Linked DNA regions of Mus musculus: all the other regions are linked to region 3. A link is a loop called in an ENCODE intact Hi-C map of the cell type or tissue named here. Cell type or tissue: heart. All regions are shown on one strand. Region 1 holds the start of D230017M19Rik (RIKEN cDNA D230017M19 gene). Region 2 holds the start of Rpl37a (ribosomal protein L37a). Region 3 holds the start of Smarcal1 (SWI/SNF related matrix associated, actin dependent regulator of chromatin, subfamily a-like 1).

Region 1 (8,000 bases), 340 kb after region 3:
AAAACAAAAAAAAACAAAACAAAACAAAACAAAAAAAACAACAAAAAAAAAACAAACAAACAAATAACCCAATAAAATTGTGAAATTTGCAGGCAAATGGAACTAGAAAAAAAAATCTTGAAGGAGGTAACCCAGACCCAGAACCACAAACATGATATGTACTCTCTTATAAGTGGATATTAACTGTAAAGTAAAAGACAGTCCTACTGTGGTCCAGTGACCCAGAACAGCTAAGTAAGGAGGAGGGCTGAAGGCAGAGATGCAAGGTTCTCCCTGGGAAGGAAAAATAGAATAAATTTTGTGGGTGGGTGTGATGGTTTGTATATTCTTGGGCCAGGGAGCGGCACCACTTGAAGGTATGGCCTTGTTGGAATAGGTGTGTCACTGTGGGCATGGGCTTAAGATCCTCACCCTAGTTGCCTGGAAGTCAGTCTTCCACTAGCAGCCTTTGGATGAAGATGTAAAACTCTCAGCTCTGCCTGCGCCATGCCTGAATGAATGCCTGCGCCATGCCATGCTCCCACCTTGATGATAATGGACTTAACCTCTGAACCTGTAAGCCAGCCCCAATTAAATGTTGTTTTTATAAGACTTGCCTTGGTCATGGTGTCTGTTCACAGCAGTAAAACCCTAACTAAGACAGTGGGGGTGGCACAGGAGGGATCAGGTAATGGGGAGAAAATACTGGGAGAAAGGAGAGGATTTAGAGGACATTTCAAGGGGAGAGGTGGAAATCTAGTGCAATGGAAACTCCATGGAACCTGCAAGAATAGCCCTAGCAAGGACTCCTAGTAATGGTGACTCTCAGGGCCTGAACCAGCCATCTTCTGTAATCAGGCAAGGCCTCAAGTGGATGGATTGGGACACCAACCTAGCCACAAAACTTTCAACCCAAAGTTTATTATGTCTGTAGAATGTTCTGGGACTGGAGCCTAGCAGAAGGGACACCATGAGAACAGAGCTCACAGAATCAACTGACTGACACTCGTGGGGGCTTGAAGAGACCAGGGAGCCTGTAAGAGTCTGACCTAGGTCTTGCTGTGTATGCTATGGTCGTGTAGCCTGGTGTTTCGTGGAGGAATCATAACAGTGAGAGTGGGGGCTGTCCCTGACACTTACCTACTTGTGGGATGCTTTTTCCTACAAGATTGCCTCATCCAGCCTTGAGTAATGATATGTTCCTGGTCGTAATGTAGGTTGTTTATGCTGTGTTTGGTTGATGTCCTTGGGAGACCTGCTCTTTTTTGAGTGGAGGTGGGAGAGGGTGGATCTAGGGAGGACACGGGTTGGGACACTAGGGAGAGGACATCTGCAGTCCAGATAAAATATATGAGAGAATAAAATATATTTGACTTTATGTGTATGAGTGTGTTGCTTGCATATATGTCTGTGCGCCTGGTACCCATGGAAGTCAAGGTATTGGCTCCCAGACAGTGCCCTAACTTAACCTCTGAGCTATTTCTCAAGCTCCTAAACATTTATTTTCATCTTATTTTAAAATTATGCATGCAATGGGGTGGGGGTGGGGGTCGTATGTGCAGGCCATTGCCGGGTACCAGCTGTAGTTAATTTGATGTTGTTGTTGGCATTTTTCACTTTTTGATAACACATTGTAATGGGAACAGCTCCAAATTACTTTGCTTAATTCTTCAGGCTTAAACAATCGCCTGAGTTTGGACAAAATGGCAGCACTCTACCCATTCTTCTCAGGACAGTCACTAGAATTTATTTCAGGGGCTGGTGAGATGGCTCAGTGGGTAAAAGCACCCGACTGCTCTTCTGAAGGTCCAGAGTTCAAATCCCAGCAACCACATGGTGGCTCACAACCATCCATAACGAGATCTGACTCCCTCTTCTGGAGTGTCTGAAGTACAGTGTACTTACATATCATAAATAAATAAATCTTAAAAAAAAAAAAAAAAGGACTGACTGCTCTTGCGGGGGTCCTGAGTTCAATTCCCAGCAACCACATGGTGACTCACAACCATCTGTAATGGGATCTGATGCCCTCTTCTGGTGTGTCTGAAGGCAGGTACAGTACTCATATATGTACAATAAATAAATAAATCCTTTTAAAAATAATTTATTTCAGAAGAATCTAGGACTCTGACACAACTTCTGTCAGTGAATCATTATTTATAGGTTACTGTACAAAAATAACATACCTAGAGCGGGTCTTTGCTGTGAAAATCAGCATAGGCATAAACAGTCAACAAAATTTTAGCTTTCAGAAAAATTATGCAAGCCTAAGAGTTTTTAATGCCACCAGACTTACATAACTAGCAAGTGTTTTGTGACAGTAAGCTGAAAATAACTTGTCCATCTTAGTAACCTTACAGCCTCACAGCTCTTTCCAGATCAAAAGCTAGACATTATGTAGAATATTATGCAGCAATGTAGAGTGATGTGCAGTAAAACTAACAGGTTGGTAAGAAATCCACGTTGGCCTAATTTCTAGGTCTCTTATTAAACCAGCATTATTCCCCAGAGGGGAAAAAAAGAGATAAAAACCTTAGAGTCTTTCCCACCTAATCACAGTTATTGACCAGTGGATGGAAAGACTGTGTAAAAAAGTAAAGAAGCGAGCTGCTCTGCCTGAAAAGCCTGGTAGTGGAAATATGAAACCTGAATAATAATAAGAAAAGTAAAGCAATAGAAAAAGATCAACTGGCGGCAAGCAGGCGGACTTCCGAGTTAGAGGCCAGCCTGGTCTATCAAAGAGGGGTTAACGAGACCCGGGTAACTACAAAGTAGAAAAGAAGACAGAAAAAGTAACTGCAGCCTGTATTTACGAGCTATAATAGTCCTAAATGTCTTACATTTAACCAACATTGTTCCCCAGAGGGGTTGCACCGTTCCTGGAGGTACTGCAATACCAGGTCGATGCGTGGAGTGGACGGAGCAAGCTCCTATTCCAACTCCTAGTTCCAAAAATCCATTTAATATATTGTCCTCGGATAGAGGACGTATCAGATATTAAACTGATAAGAACAGATACTACACTTGATCTTAGCCAAAAGGCCGAGAAGCGATACCAAATACAGACCACGCAGCCATGCTCTGCGTCCGTGAGACACATTACCTTTGTGGTGACCGCTCGCAACCCTCACTTCCTGCCTCCCCCGCGGTTCCTTCCTCCTCCGATCCGCGTCTGCGCCCTCCACACCTCACTCCCACTCCAGCACCCACGGCTTCAGATTCAACGTCCACGACCCGGGCTCTCCCGGCGTTCCCGAGCGCGCACGCCGAGTATGATTTGCATGCCCCGCCCCCTCGCGAAGGGCGTGACAACACAAGCCCAAATTAGGCCTGTGCACGTCGCCACGCCCCTCGCGTGGAGGCAGGACGTGCAAATCAGCTCTTCCCCGCGGCCTCCGCGATTCACAGGCCGACTCACAGACTATTGCGGTTTGGAATCCACCGGAAATAGAAAGACCTGAAGGGGGCATGTCCACGGCCAGATGCACTGGATAAACTCTGAGGCAGGACGGTGGCTGAAGGGTGGACCTACTGCTCCTAGTTCGCGTTGTCTTAAGACAATCTTCCCTTGTTGAGAGGCTGGCTCCACAGGGAGTCTAGCAGGCTAGTGATTTTCTGTTAGGTGTTTTCACAATGTTGTCAAGGCAAACCTACTTAGGTAAAAACTGTAGTAAATCTTGACCAAAAAAAAAAAATGTCATATATTGAAATCCTTAATAAATTGTGTGATGTCTTTGAACTTTTCTACAGTTTTCAGGCTAAAAAATACCGATGGTTAACATCAAATGCAATAATAATGCAGGGATCGATGATGTTTGGCACGTGGGAGTGAAGAGTGGACAGTCACTACTCTTATTAGCTCCTTGGTACCCAGAACCTTAGATCATTTTCAGTTTAAGGACAGACATAATCCTGAGAGGAATTTACCCCGAAGAGCTGTAGGCTCTGGGCTGGTTCTGTGCCTCTTTGAGTGTTATAGGGAATAAAGCTGGGTAGGATGCTTTCCAACCACTGCCACTGGAAATTGCAGAATGGAGGACCAGATCAGGCAAAGCCTAAACTATATGAGACCCAGCCTCAAGTAAAAGACAATCTGCCAAATATAAAGGGCAAAATACTAAAAGACCAAACTTCTAAATGTGTTTATGTGTAAGTACTCAATATTGTAGGATTTGGGCTTAGAGTTGCCCCCAAGGCTTTGGGACCTCTTATGCCAAACACAAACACCATCCTGATACATCCTATTACAGAGATTTTGTTGTGTTTTCTTATATTTGTAACTTTAAATCACTTTGTAACCATCAACTACTTAATGGATTGTCATTAGCATTTAAATCCTTTAGGTAAAGGTACCAGTGATGGTTTGAATAAGAATGGCCCCCACAGACTCATATATTTGAATGCTCAGTCACCAGGCAGTGGAATGTTTGAAAGGATTACAAGGGTTAGAAGGTGTGGCCTTGTTGGTGGAAGTGTGTCACTGGGTGTGGTCTTTGAGGTTTCAAAAGCCCATGCCAAGTCCAGAATCTTTTTCTGCCCGTGCTCCAGGAATTCGCTCTCAGCTACTGTTCCAGAGCCTACCAGCATGCTTCCCACCACACCATGATGAGATTGGGCCACATCTCTGAAACTGTAAACCCGCCCCAATGAAATGACTTTTCTTACAAGAGTTGCGGGGCGGTGGTGGCACACGCCTTTAATCCCAGCACTTGGGAGGCAGGTGGATTTCTGAGTTCAAGGCCAGCTTGGTCTACAGAGTGGGTTCCAGGACAGCCAGAGCTACACAGAGAAACCCTGTCTCGAAAATCAAAAAAACAAAACAAAACAACAACAAAAAAGAGTTGCCATGGTCATGATGCAGCAACAGAACAGTCACTAAGATTGTATGCCATTAATTTTTTTTAATCCTCTGCTGGGATTAAAGGAGTGCACCACCACGCCTGGCTGTGCCATTAATTTTTGCTTAATTTTTGTCAGATACCTCAATGAGACCTTGGAGGGCACGGGATACTTACTATTGTAGGGCTAACCTTGCAGAGGTGGGAAACGATTTGAGACCAGATACATGTGATCATTATTCTTGCCAGTACTGGCCAGTGTACTCATTTATAATAATAAATAAAACTTTGGGCCAGAGTGAGCAGGGACTGAGCAAGTGGGTGGACCGGAGCAAGCACGGTTGACAGGAGCAAGCAGAGGTCCTAAAATTTAATTCCCAACCTCCACATGCAGGCTCACAACCATCTGTACAGCTACAATGTACTCATATACATAAAATAAATAAATAAATCTTTAAAAATACAATAAAATGGGAATACTGGATACACCTCTGTAGTTAACAATGGGTTTATATTGGGCCAGGCATGTGGTGCATGCCTTTAATCCCAGCACTCGGGAGGCAGAGGCAGGTGGATTTCTGAGTTCGAGGCCACCCTGGTCTATAAAGTGAGTTCCAGGACAGCCAGGGATATACAAAGAAAACCTGTCTCGAAAAACCAAAAAAACAAAAGCAAAAACAAACAAACAAAAAAACAACAACAAAACAAAGGGTTTACAAAGATGTTGTAGAGGTTTAAAACATGGAAAAGACAGGGCTGAGGTAAGGACAAAGGACACACTACACTAATCAGAGCATGAATTTTTCAAGGCACATATAGACATTTAAGGTTCATATGTGTGTGGAGGACAAAAAAAAAAAAATACTCGTGCACACAGATAAACACTGGAAATGCCAGGAAACTTTAAACACAAAGAAGATTTCACCTCTGCTCCTGGAATGCTGGAGAAGGATATAGTTTCCAACCTGGTGATTCTTTGGTACCTGCTGTTACAGGCTCTGCCTGTATCCCCAGAGTGTGTGAAAGATCCTGACAGGATGTAAAAGGTCACAGAAGCCCTGAAAGTGGCAAAACAGATTTCATTGTTAGCAGAACTAGCTTTGCTGATTTAGAAAAATAGAGGTGCATAATGCTATGGCCAGTGTACTCATTTGAACCCGTGTGTCTGCCAATGTTCTGACCGTTCCTTGAACCCAGGTGTGTGCCCACTGCTGAAGTCCACTGTCAGGTGTTTGTGATATTGGTTGCTGGGGAAGAGTCAGAAAATCTCCCCAGAAGCCACAGCCGGGCCAATCTGGAGTTGCTGCACCTGCACCAGACTCTTTCCTTGTACCCCTCCCATACCCATTTCTTGAGAAATCATTTTAGAATAGACATTGTTTAGATCTGGAAATCCCCTACTCCCCCCTTCCTTTCCCCCTGAGGGCCTATAAAAACTGGGACCCCTTTCCCCTCGACGTCGACTCCTCTAACCCTGCGTGGGATACGAGTCGTCCCTAGAGCTTTGGCTTTCCCTGAATAAAGCCTCATGTGGTTTGCATCAAGCTTGGTCTCTTGTGAGTTCTTGAGGGTCCGCTATTATCCCGAGACTTGAGTGAGGGTCTCCCTTTGGGGGTCTTTCATGTGTTTCACTCATCCTAGACAATTCCCTCCAAATCCTCAACACTGCTTTACTCCATAAAACCTATCCTTAGCAGTGACGTCATCCGTGCTTTCCAACACTATAGGTGACTTCTGTCATCCTAGGCCAGCCAATCCTGACTCCCACAGATACTATGCTTACCCCAATCAATCTCCCTAGACAATTTGGGTGCTACCTTTGAGTAAACAGTACTCATCTTTAAGAAAGAAGCCAGATGTACTTTGTAAAGAATTTCAATGTAACATGTGTTAATTTTTTGTACACTTGAGACTGAGTTAACTGTTATCAGAAAACCTTTTCTTTCTATCCTTCAAATTGTGCTGTGTTTCAATGTAGCTAAAATAAACCAACTGGTGTCAGACTCTGGAAGTTTGAACCGGAGATAGCAATTAAGTTGAACTGAACCAAATTTCACTCTTCCCTTACCCAGACCATTTCCCTGCAGGCTGAACAGATCATTTTCCCTACAGAAGACTCCCACCAACACACACCCACACACCCACACACACACATACACACACATACACACACACAACACACAACACACACACACACACACACACTCACAAACCCACCCACATACATACACACACACACACACACATACACACACACACACAACACACACACACGCACATACATACATACATACACACACATACACACACACACACACACACCACACACACACACACATGCACGCACACATACACACACACAGTGTGCATTTTCTCTGAGGATGAATAGTTTGTCATCTTTGCATTCCATAAGATCACTAAATTGATCCCACAGATGTGAGAAAGACCGCCGACCCAAATCGTGGCCAAATTAAAGCAAACCATTAAATGTTTTTTAAAAATTCATGTACTCAGACTGTATCTCCCTCAAGTTGAGGCTCAAATCAGCTTTTGACTGGGGAAGATAAGGTTTTTATTGATCAGAGATAAGGGATTTGCAATTGGCTGAAAATGGCAGGCAAATAACTTCTGTGGAGTTACAGAAGCAGAAGAAAAGCATAAGTTGGTCATAACAGCCTCTGCGAAACAAAGACATGCTGCAAGGTGCCCATAACAAGGTGGTCATAACAACAGAATTTATTTATGGGCGGGTGAAATGGCTCAGCAGGTAAGGGCACTGACTGATTTTCCTAAGATCCTGAGTTCAAATCCCAGCAACCACATGGGTTCACATCCATCTGTACAGCTACAGTGTACTCATATACACAAAATAAATAAATTACATAAATAAATAAATAAATATTTTTTAAAAGAATTTATTTTTTTTTAAGATTTATGTATTTATTATATGTAAGTACACTGTAGCTGTCTTCAGACACTCCAGAAGAGGGCGTCAGATCTTGTTACAGATGGCTGTGAGCCACCATGTTGTTGCTGGGATTTGAACTCTGGACCTTCAGAAGAGCAGTCGGGTGCTCTTACCCACTGAGCCATCTCACCAGCCCCAAAAGAATTTATATATGTATGTGAGGACACTGTAGCTGTCTTCAGACACACCAGAAGAGGGCATCGGATCCCATCACA
Region 2 (8,000 bases), 130 kb before region 3:
TGGGGCCATGCTGGGTTTGAACCCAAGGCCTTGCTCATGCCAAGCACCACTGAGCTGCATGTCAGCCCCCTTCCCCATCTTGTGACTGAGAGCTTCTAATTCTACTTCCACTGTTCTAGCGATGATTACTAGAGATTATGATGTTTGACTTGTAATTAGACCCCTTCCTGAATACAAGAGCCTTAGAACATTTTAACATTTACCCTTTCCAAACCTACATGCTGTCATTTCAATGCATCCTGCTGCCCTTCGAAAGTTATTGCTATTGAGAAAGGATCTAGGTATCCCTGGGTAGTCCTGAACTCTACATGACAAGGTTGGCCTTGAACAAGAGATCCACCTGTATCTGCCTCCCAAGAGCTGAGATTAAAGATGAGTGCCACTATGTCCTGCCTATTTTAAGACTTATTTACTGGGGCTGGGCAGTGGTGGCACACACCTTTAATCCCAGCACTTGGGAGGCAGAAGCAGGCAGATTTCTACATTCAAGGCCAGCCTGGTCTACAGCTTTGTGAGTTCCAAGACAGCCAGGGCTAATAACAGAGAAACCCTGTCTCAAAAGAAAAACAAAAAACCTTATTTATTGGGAAATTCTTTATGTGCCATGGTGTACAAAGGCAGGCATATGACATCTTAGTGGGGTCTGTTCTTTTAATCTACCATGTGGGTTCCAGAGATCAAACTCCAGTCTATCCAGGTTCACACAGTAAGCAATCTACCTGGCCCTATTCTCATTTAAAACTCACTGGTATCTTTTGGCTGCCTTCCTTCCTAATTGAATCCTCCATGAACTGTTTCCTATGAGCTATGTAAATGTGCTAGTCTGTTATTAGAAACTATTTTGGTGTGTGTATGTTTTTCCCCTGAGACAGGGTTTCTCTGTATAGCATTGGCTGTCCTGGAACTCACTCTGGTTGGCCTTGAACTCAGAAATCTGCCTGCCTCCACCTCCCAAGGGCTGGGATTAATGGTGTGCGCCACCACTGCCTGGCTCTATTTCTTATTCTAACAATGATTGCTAAGCACAGAATTTGAGACACTTGAGGCATTCTATCTCAACATTGCCAATCATAAAGTTAAAACTCTGAAAGTTGCTCTGCATCCTGTGGCATCAAATATCTAAGCAAAATTTTATACATACTCATGTTTATATGCACACAGAAATCAGCATAACTTCTAGGAGTGGTCAATCCTCTAACTTCCAAGTAGGAGAGCTCTCAGGCTTCCACTTAGAACTGTCTCATCTGGTCCAAGATTTAATTCTTTATGTGAAAATAATTACGATTTGCTTGTTTTTTATAAATGATAAAATTACAGTTATCAGTAAATGTTTGATTTTTATGCCTCTTTCCTACTCACATATTTACAGCCACATAAAAATTTCCCTGGCACCCCCCAACCTAAATCAAGAAGCAATCACGATCTGAAAGTAGGCTCTTCTAAATCCCTGCCTTTGCCCAGCACCAGAGACTCGGAGAACCTTGTAACAGAGGTCAAGCTCAGCCCAGGAAGGAGCACGTGGAAGCCAACCTAATGCAACTCAAAAGGCAGGATCTAATTTCCAGCCTTCTCTCCTCCACTTTCCTACTTGTGGCTTCAGCCACTGGACTACCACAAAATAAAAACAGCTATGAATCTTGGTTCTGGGGTATAAGACCAAAATTCAAACCCAGCTCCATCATTTAGAAATTACATAATTTCTTGGGGGCTGGAAAAACGGCTTAGCACTTAAGAGCACTGGCAATTCTTCCATCACATAGTAACAACTGTCATTCCAGTTCCAGGGGATCTGGTGTCATCTTCAGACACCATGCATACAGGGATGCAGACACACGCATACAGTAACCCCCCGCCCCCAAAAAAAAACCCCTGCACTTCTCACACACAAGTTTAACTGCTTACTTGAAATTTCAAGCGGTTACTGCTATAGGTCTAGTAAGTACTGCTTAGGATGTGTCTAGGCAGAACTGGAGCACAGGTAACAGGAACCGAGTAAACCTCAGAATAAGAAAGTCAGAAGTGACTGCTGTGTAAGATGGGGATGGGCCCACAAAAGGTCAAGCTTTTACTCTAAGGAAAATGACTGTTCTGGACTTGGAATGCATAGGACTTGTCTGGTGGCTCCCAAGGAGTCCAGTAGCTTTGGCATGGCTGGTCAAAGCATAACTGACAAACCTGGCAGTTAACTGTAAAGTTTCAGAAAAGGCTAGCCATAAAACTATTCCTAAATATATTAAACCCTAAATTTGTCAGGAGACCCTCATTTTTGTTATTTACCTATGTATTATCATTTATTTCCTACCAAGTACTCACACTACATTTAATTCAATCTTATTAACATTTCTATAAATATTCTAGTTTCAGTTTGCTGACAATATAGCAAACCAAGCTATGTACATAATTGTCTTAGCAACATTTTTATTTCTGAAAGACTAAAATCTTAAGCCAGATGTATCTACACTTGTAAGGAGAACCAGGCACTCAAGGCCAGCCAGGGTCACACAGTATGTCTCAAAACAAGCATCTTTCGAAAATAAAAAATAGAACACACACCAAATGTTTTAATTAACCACAAACAAGGCAAAAAAAAAAAAGTTACGTAAATAACCCGTTTATTGCAGGCTAGGCAAGTCTCAGACAGCAGGGCTTCTACTGGTCTTTCAGTTCCTTCAGTCTTCTGATGGCAGACTTCACTGTGACTGCAGAGGTGGTGCTGTGAAGAAAAACCATTTCCAACATAACTGTGAATGTTAACATAGAACACCTGAGTGTATCTGTCCCATTGTTCCCCTATAGTCCTGAAATTTCTTAATTTTCTCATGGAAAGAATGATAGCATCCTTCGCCAACACCAACCATGCTGCAGTGAACCTTACCTAACAAGACCAGTGCTGATGTCACACTGGCATGGTGGCACCCTTCAAAAGCCAAGACTTGGGGCACTCTCACTATTCTAAGGTGCTTGAGCATCTGATTTCTTCAATATTGAAAAAGAGACAGACCCAGACTCCACGAGATCTTAAGGTGCTCTCCTCTGTAGACAGGATAGAGGAGGCCTATGATAAGTTTTAAGCCTACACCCCCAAACCAAACAGCCAGACCACACACTGTGTATGAATAGTCAGTCACCTATCAGGACAGAGCACTTGCTACCACTACTCCTTGTGCACTCAAGCTGCTCTTAAACACACTCAGACTGTTTTTTCAATACCAAGGCGTCAAGAAAAACTGCAACCCACATGTTCACCTCCTCAGCAACTAGCCACACTCAGAGGGCCATGCTGGAAGTATAAAAACACCACACCACTTGGATACCAGACTTCTGGCCAGCAAACTCAGGGGTGGAGGGGCAGCTGTTGGTTTGAGATGCTAAAGCTCTTAAGAACAAAGCAAACAATGACAGGAGGCTTCATTTCAACAACATCTGGCTCTGTCAAGGTCATAGCACTAAATATGCCCAAACAGCCTCCAATGTTCTATACAATCCCGAGTCAATTAACCTCAAACCATTTTATAGAAATAACTTGTAGTGTTAAGTCAAGTCCAGCACAAACACCAATGGACTTAGATCAACTGTAATTTTCCAAAGAGCATGGTGACTGTACAATTCAAAAGGAATATGAGAATCAAAGTCTGAACTTCTTCTTTTTTTTTTTTTCCCCCGAGACAGGGTTTCTCTGTGTAGCCCTGGCTGTCCTGGAACTCACTTTGTAGACCAGGCTGGGCTCGAACTCAGAAATCCGCCTACCTCTACCTCCCGAGTGCTGGGATTAAAGGCGTGCGCCACCACGCCCGGCTCTGAGCTTTTATCTATAACCATAACTTTGTTTTTGAGACAGGGTTTCACTGTATAGCCCTGACCAAAAACTATTAACTTTTAAACCCAAACTCATGATTTGCTTTAAACTAAAACAAATCCGATATGCACCAGACCTGGAACACGGGCTGTGCAGTCCATAGCCTTTCCTATACCACAGGAGAAAACACTCACTTGTAGGTCCAGGCCCCACCGGCCACTGTTTTCATGCAGGAACCACAGTGCCAGATGCCGACGGCTCGTCTCTTCATCTTGGTCTGTAAGTAGTTAAGATCTTGTTATGAAATATATATAAAAAAAAAATCCCTGAGACTTCCAGAGAGTAAACTATGGAAAAGCCAGCTTATCCATTAGCAGTTAAATTCTAGTAACCCAAGCAGAGTATTATTTACAGGCTAAACAGACCTCTTTGGGGTTGGTACAGATGCGCTGACATCGCTATCAATTTCCCAAGATCGGACTTTTTCCTCTCCAAACCATTCACCCTTAAGTTCCTCACTAGTTGCAAGTAAACAACGAATGCTCCGCAAAAAGCGAGCCCAAACCGCCTTAGCTCGGGAGCAATGGCACCCTCCTCCCTAACCCGAGGCCGACTTGCCTTGCCACAGAAGGAGCAAGTGTACTTGGCGTGCTGGCTGATTTCAATTTTCTTCACCATTTTCCGGAGGGAGGCACCATAGCGGGTCCCGTACTTGCCGACGATGCCGACCTTCTTGGTGCGTTTAGCCTGTTGACAGAGGAAAGGAACGGAGCAGAGACATTGAGCCAGTCGGTGCACGCCAACGCGCCGCTGAGCACAAACTCGGCTGAATCCTGTTTTCCCTCAAGCTCAACCATCAAGGAAGGCGCCCACAGAGCGCCAAAAGGCTCCAGATTGTGCATTAACTACCGCGCTGGGCCAAGCCCCGCCGAGCCGCCTCCGGCCGCGTACGGGGCTCCAGACGCCGGGAGAAGCCCGACAGCAGACAGGACAGGGACAGCACAGACTACCCGAGGTGGGCTGAGAGCGGGACGCCGGAGACTAAGGCAGATGACGATGGATAGCGACTTCCAAAGCGGTTACGAAGACACTCACCATGTCGCCGGAACCCAAGCCCAAGTCCGAAGAGGAAGGGACGCAATGCGCATGCGCGGTTTTAGACCGGCGAGCGGAAGTGACGCGACCTCCTCTCTCGGAAGTGAACTCGGTGTTCTGGCGGTTTATTCGCTGTCTCCACTGAGAAATGCATAGATGCGCAGAAGTGGTTCACGAGCTGGAAGCACATCCTTCTTAGCTTACACATAACCAAAGTTCTGCAGAGCAGATGCGATTTCTTGCGTTCTGCTCGCGAAGAGACGGGTTTTAGGTGGCTTGCCTTTAAGTGTTTAAAGCGCGACGTTTGTGACTGAGGCGCATTGCCTTCCCACTATATTATACTTCGGAAAATCGCCAGGCCGGGTGCTAGATGCTGGCCATAGTAAACGCCTAGGATCCGCTCCCAGGCCGAGTTACAGTTCGGCTGGGAGACAGTCATATTCGTCACGATTAAGAGTTACGAAATGGGCTGGAGAGATGGCTCAGCGATTAAGAGCGCAGACTGCTCTTCTGAAGGTCCTGAGTTCAAATCCCAGCAACCACATGGTGGCTCACAACCATCCATAATGAGATCTGATGCCCTCTTCTGGAGTGTCTGAAGACAGCTGCAGTGTACTTACATATAATAAATAAATAAATCTAAAAAAAAAAAAAAAAAGAGTTACGAAATGTTGCTGATCAGAGTTCTGGGGATAATGTAAGGAATAGAGGCTACTTGAACCCAAGACCCTAAAGTGGTGGTTCTCTTTCTTTCTTTTTTTGGGGGGGAGGGGAGGGAGGTTTGGAGACAGGGTTTCTCTGTGTAGCCCTGGCTGTCCTGGAACTCACTCTGTAGACCAGGCTGGCCTCGAACTCAGAAATCCGCCTGCCTCTGCCTCCCAAGTGCTGGGATTAAAGGCGTGTGCCACCACGCCTGGCTCTGAAATTTTTAAACACTTCTCTCTCCTAAGATTTTCTTAAACTTTAAGATTTCCAGTGGGAAATGATGTTAGTGTTTGATTTTAAAGAAGTCTGTCTTGGGGCTAGAAAGAGGGCTCATTGACTCTGCTTTCCACCCACATGGTGGCTCAAAAGTGCGTGTAACTCTACTTTTAGGAGACTCCTTGTGACCTCACGTGGTCCACAGATATGTGTACAAGAAAAATATCTATACATAGAAAATAAATAAATATTCGGAAAGATTTGTCTTTTTTTTTTTTTTAAAAAAAGAACTGATTCTCTTTGTAATGTGAAAGTTTGTGAAACTCTTAATTCTTAAGTATTTTTGTACATTATTTATTTAATTTTTCCTCTATTTGTTTTGTTTTCCTCTTGGAACATGTAATTTGGGGCTAGCATTTATGAGTCTACCATAATTTGAGATTGTGTTTATTTATTTATGTGTTTATTTGTATTGGGATTGAACCTAGGGCTTCATACATACTACCCAAGTTACTATAATTGAACTGTATACCCAGCCTTTTCTTATTTTTTATTCTGATACAAGGTCTCATTAAGTTGTCCAACTTTGAACTCCCTTTACAATTCAGGTAGTCCTTTATCTTGCCATGCCAGCTTTTTGAGTAGCTAAATACAGGCCCAGGATGGTTACATTGCTCTTTTTAGTGACTTTTAGTCTTTTTGACTCTAATTCATTGTAAGAAAGACATCTTACACAGCGACCCACTTCATACAAATCTAGTAAAATCAAGAATCCCATAAAACAGTATATGCCATTATGTGTGTTATACTCCAGTTTCTAGCATATTGTAGCATATTCTCTCTTTGCTAGCTTATTAAAAACATGCCAGTTGCTATATACTTCATAAATGGTTCTCAGCCATGGAGATCTTGTTTACCCTCTCCTTCCCAGGACACAGCAATATCTGCAGACATTTGATAAGGGTGGCGTTATCCTCTAGTGAGGAAGAGGACAATGATTTATGCATAGACAACTACACACACACATACATACACACATGTACTCAGACATCACACCTGGTCTGTGCCAAGACTGAAAAACCCTACACTGTATTATTTTTGTTTTTTAACTTGTAAAAACAAACAAACAAAAAAAGGTTTCTACAGAGTATAGTTAAGGGGTTCAAGACAGCCTAAGGGAGTTACTGGATTTAACTTGCTTTTTTATTTTTTTTTAAAAACTTCTTGGATATTTTCAAGATTATAATATAATTAAATCATTTTCCCTTTCCTTTCTTCCCTCCATACCCTTCCCTATACTCCAATTTACTCTTGTTCAAACTAATAGCATTATAACAATTTATTGCTTATTGTATTCATTTATCTCTCTCTATATATATATTCCTAAGTGTAACCTACTGATCATATATTATCTTATTTGTATGCATGTCTTTAGAGCTAACCATTTGTGGTGTGCTCTTCTCTGGGGAAGACTATCTGTCTGTTTATTCAGATATCTTGGTTGCCTTCAGTTTTGTGTGTGTGTGTGTGGGGGGGTGTTGGGTGTTGTATCTATTGGTGTTGTATTTGTTTATTTTGGTAGTCCTGTTTGTGAGAGTTTATGGGTGAATCTTGTGGCATTGCTAGGAGAAAAAGTCTCATAGCATACTTCGTGACCCTCCTCCATAATGTCCCCTGAACCTTCCCTGAGTATGGAAGTGCTTTGTAGATGAATTCATTGGGACTGGACTCCACAACTCTTTATTTTGATTGGTGGTTATATTTTTCTATAATGGTCTTTTTCTCATGAAAAGTGAAGTTTCCTTGATGAGGGGTGAGTTCTACATTTATCTCTGGGTATACGGACAAATATTTAGTATATAATAAGAGATTATACTGGTTTAGTTAAATGGCAGTTGTCCATGACTTCATTAGTCCTGGATAGTTGCTTTGGTCTCTAGTACCAGGCATGGTCTCTGTCATTTTGAGAATATCTTAAGTTCAACTAGAGAGCCAAGGTACTGTACCCTTAGGGTTATTGTGCTGTGTTAGTTGTTGTGGTTCTAAGGTGTAATAGCTGGGTAGGACTATTGGTTGTTTACCTCTTTTACAAGCTTGCATGGCTCTTTCTGGTACCACGAAAGTTAGTCCTCAGTGAAGAGACCAGTTCTATCAGCTTGTCTTTGATGGGACCTCATGGAGGGTTTAT
Region 3 (8,000 bases):
CCTGGCAGGGGCACTGGCGCCTCAGTAAACAAGGGAACGTTCTCTCTCTGGCCGTGTACTAGCTAAGTTTAACAGCTGCTTGAGACAAAGGGAGAAGCCAGCTAAAATAGAAAAATGTAATGTGCCAATGTGCCCTCTTAATATTTATGAGGGGCTGTTAGAAGAGAGTCCAAAAATAGAAAAAAGAAAAAGCCTCATTACCATAGTGTCTGCTGGGCAGAGACTTAAACACGGCAATGAGCTCTTGGTTGTAGCCGATCTTTACCCGGAAGCGATCCCCAGTCTTTATGCACGCTCCCCGTAGAAAGCCTGTGTTTTGGGGTGTGGTTTGCAGTATGTTTGGGGGTCTCCCTTCTGTCCTAGGTGTTTTTCCCCCTAACACATAAAAGCTGTCCGAAATGCTCTGCCTAGAGGTGGAAGGCCTTGCTGCCTTGGCCTCTAACTCGGGGTCCCTGGGGAATGGTCCAGAAGAGGAAGCTCCTGTGTCCCAGGTTGCCTGGGGTTGACCCTCGCTGGATTTATAACCCAAAAGTGGTTGGTTAGAGGCTCCTGGAGGACTTGGGTTAGGCTTTGGGCAGGCTGTGGACATCTCTCCTTGGGTCTTCCATAGCCCCGTCGTTTCCTCTGCTGGGCTGGGCTGAGAACAGCGGGAGCTGTGAGGTCTCTGATCAGTAGGAAATGAATTACTGAGATTCTGTTGCTTGAAAATGGAGGCATGGCCCACTGGCTTTGAAGGCTCCGCTAGGAGATTCAGGAGAGAGCCCTGCTTGGACTGGGACGGGCCGGCAGCAGAGGAGCCTGAAGCTGCGCTCTGTGGCTGTTCTGACAACTTCTCAGCTCGACGGGCCAAAGCTTTTTGCCGATTCTCTTCAATCTTTTTCCTCTGCTCCTCTGTAAGTGGCAAGGACATTTTTAACAGGATAGGCTCATGCAGGGATGTCACCCTTTAGTTGGGAAGTTGGTAAAAGCTGGGGAAGGTAAAAAGACAAAAATAAAACGTACGTCCACCATGTTTGATTAATAAGGTTTTGTTCCAGGTAACATATTAGAAAAAGCTAAGGGATGAATTGAAATATTTTTTATAATTAAAATGAAAGCACATAGACACACATATGCACACAGACAGTAAATAGCATATTTTAAAATACTGATCCAGATGAAAAAGCAAAGCGTTATTCTAAAATGGATTGTGTTTCACTGGGGTATTTTCCCCCTTCTCATTTGCTAGCCAAAGTGAGTTAGCAGATCCCAAGAAAGTTTTACAGTGAAATCTAACTTCATTAGAATGGACAAAGACTACATTTTAAACTAGAAAGGCTAGTGGATCAGACAGAAATAGACTGGCCAATGACCAGCTTCATACCCTGCCACAATGCTTGCTCCAATAGCCTGTTTCCAACCTGGAAGAAGGAGATAGAGCCTCAGAGAGACTGCACACTAAATTTTCCCCTTGCCTTCCATCCTCACTACATTTCTGTTGAATCTGCAGGTGACCAAATGCAAGCTAGAGCAGCTGGTCCTAGAGCCTGACTTCCAACATGCAAGAGCAAAATGACTCTTGGAAAAATAAGGGGACAAAGGGGAGAACTGGGGACAAGGGTCACTGTGCCAAATTCAGACAGAAGACATAAAGGGTTAAGTTCAACTCAACCAACACACATCACCACCACTCAGAGCACAGCATAGTTCTGAACTTTTCTTGCCACATATTTGGAAAACACAGGTATTCATTACAGCGTAAGATCATACATTTATTCTGTACTGTGATTTCATTTACCCTAGACATTTTCCTATAGGCTGAACCAGTTTTACAATGCTCTAGATGCAGGGGCCTGAACACCAAATTCTCTGGCTGGGTCTGACTTAAGCCTTACCCAAATAGCACTACCTTATAATGTTACAGGATAGTTGAACTTGAGTTTCTAGTTAGGGTTTGGCCCAGCCCTTGACACATTCCCTCTGGCTGGAATACAGATATGCCTTTAGTACTCACCTTTGACTCCAAAACAATGAAGGTAAAGTTAGTTTGTAGGAGAAAGCACCCATGTTGAAAACGATGTCTAATTGAGTGGCAGACAAAGTGACGAGAATCAGAAAGATTTGACAGAATAGGATATGCCCAACTCTCATGAGGAACGGGAAGCCACTTAAGGGAGAGACAGACAGTGCAGGAGGAGAGAGTACAGCACAGGATACGGTAGAGTTGAGAGAAAGAGTAGAGCAGCAGAGAGGGAGGCGGAGGCAGTTTTACCGGGAGAGCTTTACAGAGACAGGCTGAAGAAAGAACAGGTCAGACACAGGTAAAGATAGAATGAGCAAGAGAATGAGAAGGAGCCAGAAGATTAGAACCAGATTCCTAGAGTTTGAGACCAAACAGAGCAATTCAGAGGCGGAGAGAAAAGCCAGACTGAATCAGTCAGCTGGGGAAAGAAGTCTGAGCCAGAACAGCTGAGTTGAACCAGCCAGCTAGAGTTCAGAAAAAACACGAAAGGGTGAGTTTATTCAGCAGCAAGTCTCAAGGGGCTGAAAACATTCAAGGCCCAGATCAGAATATAAGGAGGCTAGAAGCTTCCAGGACTAGGCCTAGGTTAGCAGATGGAGGCAGTGAGCCTCCCAGACAACTACAACAGGATAAAAGTTACTTTTATATTATAATGATTGTAACATAGGAAATACTCCAGTAGCACCGCCAGCCGTCAAAGAAAGCTCTAGACTCTTGACTTCAGAGGGTTTACATTTTAATCCTTGCTAAGACTCCCTTTAGACAAAGCACCCCAAAACATCTCCTCTCACAGATGTTACACTCAAGCCTGCCAGCCAGCAGCAATGAAAACTCTCAGCCTTGTATTCAACTAGGGTTATACCTACCAAGGCCTAGTATGCTGACTGACCCAGTTGGGGAGATGAGACCACGGAATGAGAGGTCCAACTAATAAACCATAAACCACAAATGCACACCACCACATAGACATTCCTCTTTGCTGAGACCTGGGCTTCCCTTCCCTTCCTGTGCACATCCTGGGTGCCTGAGAAAAGGGGACGCCCCGCCCCACTTTGCCTCTAGCATTTCCACTTGGATCTTCCCGTCCCCACTGCTCCCTCCTCTTGCCGTATTTGGTCTCGTCCGTCTCCAATGCTGCTACCTCCTTCGCAGCCCACTTTCTTACCTAGCGAGGCCAGTAAGGTGAGGCACCTTAGCAGAACAGCCCTAGACCAGGAGCGTCTTTCAGAGCCTTGCCTAGGCAGTTTTCGCTTCTGGTTGGACTGTTAGAGGAACTAGAATTCAAGCGCTACAATTTCACCCATCTTGGAGCGGGCCATTGGCATTTGAATGGCTCGGCCACCGTCGAACTACATTTCCCAACAGCCAGTACGGCCGCAGATCCCGGTCATAAATTGTGGGTGATAGTACACTTGGTGTAGGGCCTTCTGGGGTTTGTAGTTTGAATCGGAAAGCCTGCCCATTGGAGGTTGGTGAATTTGAGAGGCGTAACGTTGTGGGCGGGTCAAGGTGTGGTGCACCCTGGGAGTTGTAGCTCTCAGTTTCTCCAAACATTTAATCAGGCGTAAGGAAGGCTGAGCGTTCAGTGTCAGGGGTGTCTCCAGACATGTCAGACAGCCAGATTGATTTGATACTTAATAAAGATTTTCCTGGCACACCCGTTTCTAATAGTGCCGTCCTTATAAGCCCCAGCCGCTGCTGAGTATCTGCTTTCCTAGACCAAAGAGGAATTGAAATTTTTAGAGCCTCCATCAGTCAGCGTGCTGATCATTAATAGGAACTTAAGTTAATCCGAACTACAACCTATGAAACATAGACAGTAACTCATGTAACCCAGACTTGTCTAAGAACTCACCCTGTACCAGAGGATGTCTTTCCTGCCTCCACCTCCTACAGACTTGCACCATCATAAGATTATTATTATATCTTTTTTTTTTTTTCCTCAAAAGGCAGGATCTTAACATGTATCATTGGCCTAAAACTGACAGAGATCCTTCTCTGGAGTGCGATTAAAGTTGTGCACCACACACCCAGCTCCATTATCCTCATTTTATAAATGAGAAAACGGAACTAGGACTGGTCCACAATTTTCTCCAGGCTGTATTTAGCTACTTTGTTATTCTGATTCCAAAGCCCTCCCATCTATCAGATACTATCAAGGTTACTTGACTCCATTTCTGAGCACAGCATTCTTTCTGTCCTCCAATGGTTGAATATAATATTCTTCTATCATCAGCGTACACGGAAAGGTTGAAACGATTCTGTTTTCAAACAGAGCTCATTGCAAAGAGATAGATCTCTGAATACAGAGTTAATTGGGGAAATGACCAGACATTTAGGGAAATGTGATGTGTTTTTTAATAAGAAGAGACGATGAGGTGGACTGCAGTAAGATATCATGAACACAGGAGCTATCAAAATAGCAGCCCACAACAGGAGGAAGAGGAATGTTGCTAGTGTTGGCTATTCATGCCAACTCAAGGGGCAGGGGAAGGCTTTCAGTGCCTGAACTCTTGTAAAAGTATACTTTGTAAAGGTTATAAACCCTCAAGGCACACAAGTGGCCAGGCTCTGCCCTGCAGATGTCACTAGTGGTTGTACCAGTGTAGCTGGAGAGGGTTCAAGCCCCACCCTACAAGGAAAAAAAAATCCCACCAATCCTTGAGTCCCAGGCCACTCTGGAAATCCCACCCACCCTCTAGAAATCCTATATAAACCCTGCATTCTGCCCAGTCCTTTGCTGCTTCTCACTGGAGCAGAGGCAGCTGCCCTCCTGAGTTCCCACCTTCCAAGAAGTCTATTGTGGCAAGTTTGTTGTGTGGTGTGACTCTGTGGTATTCCCAACTGCCAGGATTCCTTTCCCTTCAGAGCTGTAACATTTTGGACAGAGCAGAGCTTTGGCAAAACACTTTGCCTGGAGAACTATCCCCTTCTGGAGCAGAGCTATAACACTTGCATTGGGGAATCTTTCCAGGCAGCTATAAGAACTTGTGTAGCAGAGCCTTTTTCCTTAGAGCTGCAACACTTACAGCTAGTATTTGAGGTAAATCTTATATCTTTGGTTTTCCCTACTACTCAGCATCCATTTCCTGCTTCACAGTGTGAACAGCTACTAATTAGCCAGCACCTGTCTTGCTCTTCCTATCCCCTGCAGAGACAGTTAATTTCTTAAGACCAAGTGCTGTGCCCTTCATCTTGCCTGTCACCAATTCACATGACAGTCACTTCACTCTCCAGGCCCAGCTGATTTACCCATAGAGCAATATGGTGTCCTTTGATGTGAATCAGAGGACATCTGGGCCCATGCATCCTAACCTCAGAATGCTGGATTCCTATCTATCCATGTATCTTGCTCCTAGGAATCCCAACTTAGAAAGTCTGGAATTGAACTAAACGATATGGTCTCCTTTCTAGCTCTAGCGTCCTAAACGTGAAGTCACTGTTTAGTCTAAAACTCATCTTCAAAAAGCAAACCAATCAGATTTCAATCAAAATTCCTAGTGTTGGCTCTGTCAACAACATAATCCACTGGGATCTTGCTGTAGCCAAGCTTTTTTTAGGAGAGAGAGGAAGTGTTGTTGAAATACTTGGGAAGTCTGTCTTGCCAGGCTGGTCTCAAACTCCACAACTTCTTACCTCAGCCGCCAAAGAGCTGGGATTACAGGCATTTGCCGACACACCCACTTTTTAAACAGTTTATCTACTTTAAGAAGTTCTTAAGACAACAGTGAAAACCCATTCATTAAAATGATTAAAAGGGCTGGGCAGTGGTGGGCACACCTTTAATCCTAGTACTGCTGAGGCAGAGGCAGGTGGCTCTCTGTGAGTTTGAAGGCAGCCTGGTCTACACAGAGAAGCCCTGTCTTAATTACAACACACACACACACACACACACACAAAATTCAAAGTTAGCTCCATGTCATGCATTTCAGTGAAAATAGCTCATTTCCCCTGTTAACATTATTTCAGGACTGAGCTATGTACCAAATAAAAGGCCATTGGTAAATAGATGACTCATAAATGTATACTTTGAATTTTAGAGCTAGGAGGTACTAGGGCTAATATATAACTCTCTCTCTTTCTCCCTCCTCCCCCCTCTCCCTTCCCCTCCCCTATTTATTTATTTTAAGAGTGTGTGTGTGTGTGTGTGTGTGTGTGTGTGTGTGTCTGCCTGCCTATCTGTCTGTCTTGGGGTTTCTATTGCTGTGAAGAGACACCATGGCCAAGGCCACTCTTATAAAGAAAAATGTTTGATTGGGCATGGCTTACAGTTTCAGAATTTTAGTCCATTATCATCATGGTGGGAAGCATGGCAGCATTCAGGCAGACATGATGCTGGAGACGTAGCTGAGAGTTCTACATCTTGATCGATAGTAATTGTGACACACTGACGAGGCTTGAGTTTCTGAGACCCCAAAGCCCACCTCCTGGTGGAATACCCCCAACAAAGCCATACCTACTCCAACAAGGCCACATCTTAATAGGGCTACTCCCCATGGGCCTAAGGGGGGCATTTTTATTCAAACTACCATAGTGTGTGTGTGTGTGTGTGTGTGTGTGTGTGTGTGTGTGTGTGTGTGTTTAGGGCTATGTGAGTTCTGGGAACTGAACTTGGGTTCTCTGCCACAACAGTGTGCATGCGAAATAACCCACTATGCTATCTCTGAAGCCCAAGAGTTTAATCACAAGGGATGCAATGAAAGGGGGAGAAGGTGCAGGTGTTGGGGCGATCTGTGCAGCCCAGTGTCATTTTTAAAGGTCTAGTATTCCTTAGCTCTTGCCGTACAGCTTTTAGAATGGCCTTGAACTTGCTGTTGTACCTTTGAAATGTCCTCCACAGGTTGTTGTTCCGAGTGCTCACTGATGCTGATATTTTGAGAAGCCATGGAACTTCTAGGAGGTGGGACCTGGCTGGCAGGAGCGGGTCACTAAGGGAAGCATTTGAAGTTTATAGGAGGCTCCCTGTATGCGGTTCCGGTCATGTTCTCTCTGCATCCTGGTCTACTGTGATGTGAGCATCCTCTCTAAGTGTTCTTTCTGGCCATCATGAACTGAGCTGCTGTGACACACTCTTCCCTCCCACCCTCTGAAGCCATGATCCAAAATAAACCTTCCCTCCCTGAAGTCGTTCCCCATGACTTAAAAGCAAGGCAACTGTTGTGTTTTATAAAATGGCGGAGTGTGTGTGTGTGGGGGGGGGGGGGGGAGAGCAGGAAGGGGCGGAGGGGAGGGGCCAAGGTGTCCGTCCCCCTGAACAATCAAGCCATGGGAAGCCATAGGACAGGCCTAATATAAAAGCAAGTTTATTGGTGAGAAGGGAAGAGGGGCAGAGGAAGAGAGGGAGGAGGGAAGAAAGAGGGGAAGAAGAGGCTGACAGGGACACAGGGGAGAGAAGAAAGAGAGAAAGGGGGAGGGAGAGAAGAAGGGAGGAAGGGGGAGAGAGGAGAGAGAGGAGAGAGAGAGGAGAGAGAGAGAGAGAGAGAGAGAGAGAGAGAGAGAGAGAGAGAGAGAGAGAGAGAGAATAGATGGAGAGTCCTTTTTGTAAATGAGCCAGGCTCCTACGTGGCTGTTGCTAGGTAACTGTTGGGCGGAGCCTTGAAAAAGAAAAAAAAACAAAACCCTGCTAAGAGCAACCGTTCAGGAGAGTGCAGGCTAGCAATTTAACCTAGGGCCTCATACTTGCTAGGTAAGTACACTACCACTGAGCTTCCCGACTCCTGTACTCTCTACTTTTGATTCTGCTTCCCTTATGAATTACCCTTAGCTTTCCTGTTCTTTCTTTGGGAGCCAAGATTTATTAATTACTTCCTTCATCGCTATGACAAGATGCCTAACAAGAGCAGGGAAGGGAAGCAGGAACAAGGGAAGCAGGGTTTACTGTGCCTGGCAGTTGAGGTGCGGTCCATCTCGGTGGGAAAGTGTGGTTGCAAGAGCTTGAGGCCGCGGGTCACATCGCATCCGCAGTCAGGAAACAGCACGGTGGCGAATGCTGATGCCC

Evidence for each region. A loop is a pair of places that touch in the nucleus more often than their neighbours do. Peaks named below come from ENCODE experiments on the same cell type or tissue, not always from the same donor. Only the 100,000 strongest peaks of a DNase experiment are listed, where the experiment ranks them.
Region 1: it touches region 3 in a loop (2.5-fold over the local background); 2 of 42 quality-filtered maps call a loop at or near these places.
Region 2: it touches region 3 in a loop (6-fold over the local background); 9 of 42 quality-filtered maps call a loop at or near these places.

What each region holds. Positions count from the first base shown.
Region 1 is chr1:72,239,246-72,247,245 of GRCm38, reverse strand. D230017M19Rik (RIKEN cDNA D230017M19 gene) reads right to left here and starts at 3,253. Exons shown (of 4, transcript NR_155355.1): 1 at 3,083-3,253. It overlaps Gm24497 (a small nuclear RNA gene), which reads right to left and starts at 3,033; the gene lies at 2,843-3,033. In heart, a CTCF peak has its summit at 3,456 (motif pointing right); a DNase peak (open chromatin) is centred at 3,285; H3K4me3 peaks cover 1,240 bases; H3K27ac peaks cover 1,500 bases.
Region 2 is chr1:72,708,215-72,716,214 of GRCm38, reverse strand. It overlaps Rpl37a (ribosomal protein L37a), which reads right to left and starts at 4,955. Exons shown (of 4, transcript NM_009084.4): 1 at 4,892-4,955; 2 at 4,415-4,543; 3 at 3,991-4,073; 4 at 2,402-2,713. The coding sequence starts at 4,894. The coding sequence ends at 2,650. In heart, no CTCF peak of the experiment used is centred here; a DNase peak (open chromatin) is centred at 4,944; H3K4me3 peaks cover 2,671 bases; H3K27ac peaks cover 1,500 bases.
Region 3 is chr1:72,578,606-72,586,605 of GRCm38, reverse strand. Smarcal1 (SWI/SNF related matrix associated, actin dependent regulator of chromatin, subfamily a-like 1) reads right to left here and starts at 3,355. Exons shown (of 17, transcript NM_018817.2): 1 at 3,168-3,355; 2 at 202-968. The coding sequence starts at 910. In heart, no CTCF peak of the experiment used is centred here; a DNase peak (open chromatin) is centred at 3,405; H3K4me3 peaks cover 2,035 bases; H3K27ac peaks cover 1,442 bases; H3K27me3 peaks cover 1,503 bases.